Linked DNA regions of Homo sapiens: region 2 is linked to region 1. A link is a contact called in ENCODE Hi-C or POLR2A ChIA-PET data. All regions are on one chromosome and are shown on one strand. The core of a region is the stretch at or near the end of the contact, and the rest is flanking DNA. Distances in the headings are between cores, read along the strand shown. Region 1 has its middle 31 kb from the start of RAPGEF5. Region 2 overlaps LOC107986776 (a long non-coding RNA gene).

Evidence for each region. Hi-C counts contacts between places; a loop is a spot of excess contacts on that map. ChIA-PET counts read pairs that join two places held with the same protein, here RNA polymerase II (POLR2A). Pooled maps may share reads with other maps.
Region 2: a loop to region 1 is called in a pooled map, with 4 times the contacts of the local background. The contact joins two enhancer-like sites. A Hi-C loop is called at or near these places in 1 of 50 pooled maps. POLR2A ChIA-PET finds 5 or more read pairs at or near these places in 3 of 52 experiments (A673, OCI-LY7 and activated CD8-positive, alpha-beta memory T cell).

What each region holds. Positions count from the first base shown.
Region 1 is chr7:22,385,750-22,390,976 of GRCh38, forward strand. No RefSeq gene overlaps it. Among named protein-coding and RNA genes, the nearest start is that of RAPGEF5, 31 kb to the left of the region's middle. Within about 2 kb of position 2,107, at least 2 of the 41 ENCODE cell types and tissues checked have a DNase peak (open chromatin) inside an H3K27ac peak, as active enhancers do.
Region 2 is chr7:22,884,090-22,889,316 of GRCh38, forward strand. LOC107986776 (a long non-coding RNA gene) reads right to left here. Exons shown (of 5, transcript XR_007060249.1): 3 at 4,416-4,524. Among named protein-coding and RNA genes, the nearest start is that of SNORD93, 30 kb to the left of the region's middle. Within about 2 kb of position 2,007, at least 2 of the 41 ENCODE cell types and tissues checked have a DNase peak (open chromatin) inside an H3K27ac peak, as active enhancers do.

The DNA of each region.
Region 1 (5,227 bases), core at 857-3,356:
TACATACACAAAGGTTCTAATTTTTTAAAAAGACTGATTTTGTAACAAAGAAAATATTTTTACTGGGTCGGTGGTAGCGGGTGGGCAGGAAGCAGAGTTGAATCCTGTGTACTGCTGTTACACTACTTCTCCAGTCAAATTTTCAAGGCTTTGCTTGTGGGTGCAAAGTCTACCTATTGCTTTTTGTGTTATTGTGGTCAAATACACATAACATAAAATTTACAATGTATACCATTTTTAGGTGTACAGTTCAGTGGCATTAATTGAATTAGGGCACAAACCCCAACTCTCCATTTCCCTCTTCCCCCAAGCCCCTGATAGCCTATGATCTACTTTCTCTCTCTGTAATATGTCTAGGTGTCTCATGAAAGTAGAATTGTATCGTATTTGTCTTCTTGTGATCAGCTTATCTCATTAGCATAATGTCTTCAAGGTTCATCCAAGTTGTAGCATGTGTCAGAATTTCATCCCCTTTTAAGGCTGAATAATATTCCACTGTCTGTGTATACCATAGTTTGTTAATCTATTTATTTGTTGATGGACTTTTGGGTTGCTGTGCCTTTTAGCTATTATGAATAATACTGCTATGAACATTGGTATACAAATATCTGTTTGAGATCTTGCTTTCAGTTCTCTTTGTTATGTAGCCAGTAGTGAAGTGGCTGGCTTATACGGTAATTTTATGCTTAATTTTTTTTTGAGGAACTGCCTGCCATACTCTTTTCCACAGTGGCTGTACCATTTTACATTTCCACAGCCATGCACAAGAGTTCCAGTTTCTCCATTTCCTTGCCAACACTATTATTTTCTATTTTTTCAATAATAGCCATTCTAGTGGGTGTGAAGTGGTCTCATTGTGGTTTTTGATTTGCATTGCCCTAATGATGAGTGATATTGAGTATTCTATTGCTTTTTGAATTGACTAACACTCCTTGGCTGGATAGTCAGTGCCCTGTAGCACTGCGTCACATCCTATATGAGCACCCTCTCTGCTTAGCTTTCTATTCTCCATCTTTCCTGAGGGGGGGCCTTTCTGTGCCATCCCTTGGCTCACCCCTACAGAGGCAGGGGATTTTGGCATAGTGCAGCTCAGCATCCCAGGATGCAGGTCAGGGTGAGGTAATAGGGAGACTATATCTGGAAGGGAAAATGGAAACTATCCACCATTCCAATACTTTAACAACTGCTATATATCCATCACAATATCTAGGACAATCATGGGCTCATGGTAGATCATGAATACTTATGTATTAGAATATATTTTTGCCAGATGTATTAAAGCAGAAGTTGGGGTTAAGCCTGTGAACTACCTACTTTACCTACAGTTTCAAATGGTTAATGTGGGTAACCAGTTACAGAATCACCCCTGCCATGACAGACAATTGTTTTGCCTTCCAGCAGTTATGAGTCCCATGCCATAATTCCCTCCTCTCACCATCAGTCCACAGGGTCAATACATGGATAATTGTTGAAACTGGACGATGGGGGGGGGGTACATAATCTTTAAATTTATGTACATTTAGAATGTTCCATAATAAAAAGTTGATTCAGATAAACATACCAGGCCTCATCACTGACTGTGTGATGGAACGGACCACCTATAGTCTTATTTATCCATCTATTTTTTGCATTGGGTAATTAACTTGAGATCTATGGGCAATTGTTATTAAATTTAATTTTTTTAATTATACAATTCTACAAAGTCTAATGCTTAAGGCAATTTCTATGTCTATGATGTATAAGCATAAATTATTTTATAGGTCATTATATATAGTCATTTTAATGTTATGCTTATTGTCTGATGAGTATATAAAATAACATTTAAATAGCATTTAAGTAACTCCTATAATTACACTGAAAAATGTTTCCCAGTGTTACTGAAATCGGTTGCAAATCTTAGATACATAAAGTACTAGAAAAGTAGCCAAAAAAAGAGACAGGGACTCAACATGCTGCCAAAAATAATAATAGAACCTTGAATGTTAAACAGCTTTTTAAAAAGCTCTTCTCTGGAATGAAATGCATTCACTCAAGTTGTTCTTCCCCATCCTCCTGCTTCTTGTTATAGACGTGCCTTGCTGGCTGACTTCCTGATCGGTTGGTGGGCCCAGTCCTACTGAGTCACCCGGCTGCAACTGTTGAGTATGAGTGTGTGGAGCTGGTGGAAACCAGGATGGAGAGTAGGCTGGAGACTGAGCACTTGGGAAAATTTTAAATTGGAAAAAAACCACAAATGAACGAAAGCACTGAGTTGCTGCTGTGAGGGCAATTTGCTCTCTGTAGGCATCACAAAATGTATTTGATGATTGAGGCCAAAATTGGTCTATTTGCTTTGTTTCTTTGGAGAAAAATGAGAATACCAAGGATCGTCCTCTGGTTGGCATCACGTTCCTCTGTGCACAGTTATTTTCTGTTACAAATGGTTTTTACAGGTCGTATAAGGGGTAATGGGCAAGAGTTAATATTTTTCTGTTGTCACTCTGGAAAGTACATCAGGATCTTTCATTTCAATCTGTCCCTCTAAGTCTGGTTGTCCCTTTTCATGTACTCAAAGGAAAGTTGGCATGGGGCCCAAAACATAGTATGGGGTGTACCGATCTCCTTGGTCTGACCAGTTCAGCTTGGACCCTAGAGAAGCTCAGCCAGTGTGGACCAATTTGTGAAGAAGGCCACCCAGTGCTTTCGTCTAGGAAATGTTCCTAAAGTCAAGTCCATGTTTCAGTGAGTCTCCTCAGTTTTAAGAGGAGGCACAGAATGCCACAACTTCTAAGCTGCCTGCTTTTTAAAATGTTAATAAGTCATTAAAATTAGATAAGACAAGGCCGGGTGCAGTGGCTCACCCCTGCAATCCCAGTACTTTGGGAGGCCAAGGCAGGCAGATCACCTGAGGTCAGGAGTTTGAGACCAGCCTGGCCAACGTGGTGAAACCCCGTCTCTACTAAAAATACAAAAATTAGCCGAGTGTGGTATTGCGCACCTGTAATCCCAGCTACTCAGGGGAATTGCTTGAATCCAGGAGGCGGAGGTTGCAGTGAGCTGAGATCACGCCACTGCACTCCAACCTGGGCAACAGAGTGAGACTCGGTCTCAAAAAAAAAAAAAAAAATTAAATAAAACAGTGTGCTTAAAGCATGCAGCACTGTGTCTAGCACACTGTAAAAGTCAATAAATGTTAGCTCTTATTTATGATTATTCTAACTATGAGCACAACGAACTTTATTCTAAATTACTTATTCACTTAGCAAACAACTATTGAGTACCTACCATATGTCAAGCACAGTTTTAGTCAATATGGATGTGGCAGTGTACAATCGAGCCAAGATCCCTGCTCTCAACAAATGGACATGCTTTGAAAGGGAAAACACAATACATTGTTCAACTAAATAATTCCTTTAACAATTGTCATAAATAAAACAAAATGAGAGAGTGGGGATAGAGAGTGACTGAGGGGAATAGGATGGGGAGAAAAGTTGACTCTAGATGGAGTGACCAAGGAGAGCTTCTCCCCAGAAGGGATTGGATGGTGAGATGGAGTTGCCATGTGAAGATGCAGAGGTGCGGTAACCCAGGCAGAGGGAACAGTAAGAGAAAGGCCCTGAATAGACCCCATCTCAACACTGAGCCCTCTTACCACATGCAGTGGATGTCAGGCTGCAGGCCTCTTTGCTGTCCTTTCAATAGTTTCCGTGTTCAAGGCATTTAAGTACTCAACCTGCAATCAGATTAAATTGCTGCCAGAAGAGCTGTGGTCCTTAGGTGAAAACTCACCCATTTCTACAAGTAATGTAGAATTTTTAGTTTAAGCAAGCATGAGAAATGACTCCTTGAATAAGCAGTGCTTGATTGTCACTATTGCCCATTTCACTGGAAGAGCCCACCTTCCATCTTGGGACCAGGCCCATAACTCACTGCTACTCAAATCACAGAGGTAAGAACCAGCAGATGAGATAGGTTGGCTCCTGCTCTGCCAGTAAGTAACCTGCTATTTGCTCTTAACAGGTCACGTAGACCTTCTGTGACTTTGTTTGGTCATCTGCAAAACCAGAGGAATGGGTTACACCAGTGCATGTAAAACTTTCATGTGCCTTCCCATCTCCTGAAAACTTTGTTACCTGCAGACTCTGTCTCAGGAGTGTGGGGCAGGGCCTGGGATTCTGCATCTCTAACCAACTCCCAGGTAATGCTGAGGCTGCCCACCCTCAGACCACACTTTTGAGTATAGAGAGTTTAGATTAAGTACCTTCTAGCTCTAAATCTAGGAGTCTGCATTCCAAGCTTACTAGGACTTGAACTTCAAGTCCTTGAACTGATCTTAATCACATAAAAACCTGTGATGACCAAGACAGGTATGAGCTTCCTGCAATAACCAAGCTGTGCTTCCTTCTGGGTTGTCCAACCGTTGCAAGTCAAGATCACTGCCTCACCTTAGCTACCTGGTACTGCAACACCTATGCATCCTGTGGCAGGACTGGTGAAACTCATTATCACTTATCAAAATTGATATGATGAAATGAGGAAGCTTCGATTTCATAAATGTGCCAACATTCGGGCTGGGATGGAATGGTTTGTTTCCCCGAATAAGCTATAAAAACGGAACACAATAATTTAATTGACATTATTTGATGGATGAATGTAATCACTGAGTGAGATTCTTTTAAAATCACACCAAATTCCATACAGTTCTGGAAGTTCAGTGAAAGATGTTATTGTTGATTTTACTTTAATTACTCCTGCTGGGATTTACCTTGAGCGGGTTATTAGGCAGGTAACAAATCTAGATTTTTTTAAGAGTGGAAAATCCTTCAACTCTTCTGAGCAATATCAGTGTCCCCTTGGCTTCTTATCCCTAAAAGACATAGCTGAGGTGGTCAGTTTCCCGTGGCTCTCAGAAGATCTGCTCTCTAACAGGCCAGAGGAAGCAGAAGCATGATGACAAATAACTCAGGAAATGACAGACTTTTGTTGCACTATTTAGAGAAGGGAAGAAAGGTAGCATAATAGGGCACACTGTCATTGTCATAAGAATGGTTTACATTTGAATATCACCTCACAGTTTTTAAAGTGTTTTCAGGAAGTGACTATGGTTATCACCATTTTATGATGGAAGACTGCAGGCTAGAGGGAGCTGTGAACTGATAATTGATAAACAGAGCATCTGAACTCAGGTCTTCTATCCAGTGTAATTTTCAGCCTGTGGATAATCCTCCAATTACAGAACCTGAACCCA
Region 2 (5,227 bases), core at 757-3,256, 500 kb after region 1:
CTTGATGAAACTTTATCTTCACTGTCCAATAGGATGGCCACTATGAGGCTTTTGAGCACTGGAAATGTGGCTTGTATGACATGGAAATGGAATTTTTAACTTTAACTAATTTAAATATCATCAGCCACACAAGGCTAGTGGCCACTATGTTGTAAGCACAGCATCTTTACACTCCTTTATCTCTTTTTGCTGCATTATTTTTTTGCTTACTATTTGCCACTAACATACTACATAATTTACTTATAATTTATTCATACATCTTGTTTATAATTTGTTTTCCTCACTAGAATGTAAGTGGAAAAAACAAATTATGACTACACGGAGAATGAGGGGCAGGAATCTTTGTCTGTTTTGTTCACTACTATATTTCTGGTACCTAGAACAGTTTCTGGCACATAGTATATACTAACAAAATCTTTGTTAAATGAAGGAACACGCAGTAGGAGACTCTACAAGCTCCACCCAGGCATTGCTCTGCTCTCTGTCCATGTCTACTCTCTGCTAATTTGCCAGACGTTGATCTAACTTTCATCTCCTGACCTGGATGTTCATAGGTTCCTCTGGCCCTTCTCCTTCTGAATGGTTTCTTCCTTCAGAAACCAGTGTCTAGTTTCCCAGTGGTGTACCCACTACCTTCACTTCAACCCACCAGTCTATAGCCTCTTGGTCCTCTCTGCCAGCCTTGGCTCTGTTGGGCTTCTCTTTAACTAGGCTTACCTGAGACAACAAATGGCCAAGAGCCATGGGGTAGGCCAAGAGTGCTGTCAGCCTATGCTTCTCTTCTTTGCTAAGACTCCAGAAAACAACACAGCACTTCACGGCATCTCTCGGCAGTCAACCAGAGTTAGAAGCTGGACCTCAGTCATCCACACCACATGCTAAATCATCACCAAATGGCCTCATGATGAAGGACTTCACACACAGAAACCTTCTGGGCATAGGTCACGCCTTCTATGCCTTTCCAGGACACATGACTGTGGCCCCCAGTGATGGTTAGGTGGCTATTACTGAGCTAAGACTCTACAATGAGTGTCTTGCTTCCTTTCTAAAAGAAACCCTACCCTTGGGCCAAGGGATAGGGAAGGGAACAGAAGGGAATTCTAGTTATGGCTGTTCTTTGTTTTAACCAATAAATGGATTTCCATTTTAAGAGCCCAGATGTCAAGAGTATCTTATTATAGTGGCCTCACACAGGCTGGGAATGAAGTAGAAATTAGAATGGTTGTTGAAAACTTTCCGTTTTCTTCTTCTTTATTAAGTCTGATGACTCAGACTTGATCTAGGGCTTTTTGTAACAGCCAGGCACATCCTCTTACATAAATGAGAGAAGATGTAACCACCTATTATAATGCCTTGCATATAAGGGACACTCAACAAACGGTGGCTAATAATATGATGAGTAGAAATAAATATTCTGTTCTGCCTCACAATGTCTATCACAATGAAAACAATTGTGGGAAGTAAACTGTATATTGAAATGTATTACCAAAATCGAAAGTTAAGCAAAAATAGTTTCCATAGATAGCTAAAAACTTTCTGTTTTTCCTGAGCTAAAGAAGAACAAGAAACTAAAACTCCTTTCAGGCACCATTTATCTTTCTGTTAAACATCAATCTGATGTCATGTGGCAAGAGTTTTAGTTTCATTTAAAAATCATTTCTGATATCTTGTGGAACAGAACAATTTCCCTTCCAGAGAAAAAGGGTATCTATTTAGCCAATGACAAACAGCTTCCATTTTCTCCTTTTTTTTAACTTTCTTTTTTTTTTTTTTTTTTTTGTTAACACCACTTTTGTTCAGGGTGACAGTACACCTGTAGCCCAAGGGGATGAATCACAGTAGATATAAATTCCACGTGGTGATTTCCTTCCCTAGACTACCCTGTAGCTAGGATTGGCATAGGACCATTCTGGCCAGTGAGGTATAAGTAGAAGTCTCCTGGGGGCTTCAGGGAAAGAATCTGCTTTCTGATAAATGATGCAAGTGCAAGAGGAGAGTTTGCTTTTGCTCTTCCCCACCCACATCCTGTCTGGGAGTGTGACAGTGCCTACAGCTGCAGCAGCTGTCTTGCAATCATGAATTGACAGTGTCAGAAGCCAATCTGCTGAAAATGACAAGGCAGATGGATAGATCAACATGGGGTCTCAATGGCATCACTGAGTGGCTGCACCAACACTAAATGGACAACAGCTGCAATTCTTGTTTAGCCAAGGTTGAAGGTTCTTAAAATTGAAACTCTTGTCAGTTGAGTTTTATTTGCAGCCAGAAGCAATTCCAACTGATTCACAGACCTTTAATTACTAGTTCAATGACTACCCATACACCCAGTATCTAAATTTAACTACTTCTAATATTTACCACATTTGCTTTTTTCTCTAAGTTTTCAATATATGTGGAAGATAAATTGTAGACATAACGCTTAGCCCTTCAGCAAGTATCTCCTAAAAAGAAGAACATTTTCCTTCATAACCACAAGGCTATTATCCCTCCTAAAAATATTAATGATTCTGTGATATCATCTGAACACTAGTCCATATTCGGTTTCCTTTATCACAAAACACATTTAACACAAAAATGTGTTTTTGTAGTTGGATAAAATTTTCATATAAATGTTCATACAAACGGGACTTGGGATTTTGTTTTCCCTTTTCTTTTCCCTTTTTAAAAAAAATTTAATTAATTATTATTTTTTTTTTATTTTTTGAGATGGAGTCTCGTTCTGTCACCAGGCTGGAGTGCAGTGGTGTGATCTTGGTTCACTGCAACCTCCGCCCCCCGGGTTCAAGCGATTCCCCTGCCTCAGCCTCCCAAGTAGCTGGAACTACAGGTACCTGCCACCACGCCCAGCTAATTTTTGTTTTTTTAGTAAAGATGGGGTTTCACTATATTGGCCAGGATGGTCTCAATCTCTTGATGTTGTGATCCACCTGCCTCGGCCTCCCAAAGTGCTGGAATTACAGGCATGAGCCACCGCGCCCAGACTTAATTTATTTATATTTATTTATTTTTTGAGACGGAGTCTCACTGTGACACCCAAGCTGGAGTACAATAGCACGATCTTGGCTTACTGCAACTTCCACCTCGCAAGTTCAAGCGATTTTCCTGCCTCAGCCTCCCGAGTAGCTGGCATTACAGGTGCCCGCCACCATGCCCAGCTAATTTTGTATTTTTAGTAGAGACAGGGTTTCACCATGTTGGCCAGGCTAGTCTCAAACTCCTGACCTCAAGTGATCCACCCACCTCGGCCTCTCAAAGTGCTGGGATTACAGAGGTGAGCCACCACTACTGGCCTTCTCCTTTTAATAAAAAAGAAACATTCTCCACTCTCTCCGCCTGTGGCTACAAAGTTTCATTTTCCAGACCATGCTGGCTCTGGGCCCATAGTGCCCCTGGGAAGATTGGAATAAAGCTTTGGCGTTAAGACTAACAAATCCAGCCAGGCGCAATTTAAAGTTAATCGTTGATTAAATTTAAATGCATAAAGCTGATTTACTTTGGAAGGCCCAGGCGGGTAGATCCCTTGAGGTCAGGAATTTGAGGCCAGCCTGGCCAGCACAGTGAAACCCCATCTCTACTGAAAATACAAATTAGCCGGGCGTGGTGGTGTGCACCTGTAGTCCCATACTCAGGAGGCTGGGGCAGGAGAATCACTTGAACCTGGGAGGCGGAGGTTGCAGTGAGCCGAGATCACATCACTGCACTCCAGCCTGAGTGATAGAGTGAGACTCTTGTCTCAAGAAAAAAAAAAAAAAAGACTTACAAGTCACCTAAAAGCCTCATCCACGTATCTTCCAAAAGTGTTGTAAGACTTCCCATTTGGAAATTTACTTGGGATTGAGCTCGTGATGTACTAATATTCTTCTCAATTAGACAGTGAGGCAAAGGACTGTGAACATTTAATGTGGAGTAAGGCACCCTCTCTGTGAGCCAGGCTTCTTGGTTAGGGGTCCTACCTGTATCCCACCTCCCAAAACAGCTCTACACATCACACTCCACAATTCACAAGTAACAGTGTGAGAAGATAAACAAGAGATGACATTTTTATCCACAGTTGTGGTAATTACAATACTAATTGTGTATATGAAATAGTCAACACTTTTTATAACTTATAACTATAAGAAAAATTAGGATGCACCCACAATCTAGAAGAGATGGAAAAACAAAGTTAATTGTGTTGTGACATTTAAATTAGTGAAATCCATTAAGATTTTTCTAGAACATTGCTACATAGAAGGACAAATGCTTTGTTAATTTTGCTTATTTTGTTTAACCTCCCACCCTAATTAATACCACTATGCTCAGAGGAACTGTGCAATTTCAGGGTGACATGAATGAAGCCATAGTACCCCAGGAAAGGCCATGTGCCCCCTTTCTCAAGTAGAGCTTATTAAAGTTAGGTCTAACCAGAGGCTTACCTAAAGCACTCTTCTCTCTCTTCATTCATCCGGTGCCCGTGGCTTTAGTCTGTTTCTCCTCATTTCCAGAATTTTCAGTGTCATTTAGTTCTCCCACCATTACTACATGCTAGAAGAAAAAGGTTTCAAATAATGAAAAATATATTCAAAACTGTTATACGGTCCTAAACTGGAAGAAGTCAATGTGCTTTAACTTAATTCCAATTGGATCCCTCTAAAACCATTTATATTTCACTTATTTCAACTGTAGAAAGTTAATTGTATAATCTATTATAAGGGCTTTATTGCACATGAATAAAGTCATAACAATTGTCATCAACATAAAGGCCTATTATTAATGCTCAAAACCAATTATTTAGGGGGAAATATTCAACCAGCTATAATCAGAGACTCACAGATTAATCACGCATGCAAAAAAAAGGTTAAAGATACGTTTTAACTAAATTATCTGTGTCGCCATTCTAACAGGAACAATGACGTAAGTAACTTGTCCTTTATTTTCTTTTTTTCTTTTTTTTTCTTTTTTATAGAGACAGGGTCTCGCTATGTTTCTGGGGCCAGGGAGGATCCAACTCCTGGCCTCAAGCAATCCTCCCTCCTCAGTCTCCCAAAGTACTGGGATTACAGATGTAAGCCATATCGCCCGGCCCAATTTGTCCTTCTTTAACATGTTATTCTTTCAACATGTTATTTCTCAACAGGGTAAATTGATTATTTGGCAAGTTATAAATAAAAGCTTCATTGTAATTTCACTAACATAGATCCTTAAGAAGAAAATGCTTGCTCCTGCTAATGACTATTTGAATTCTAAA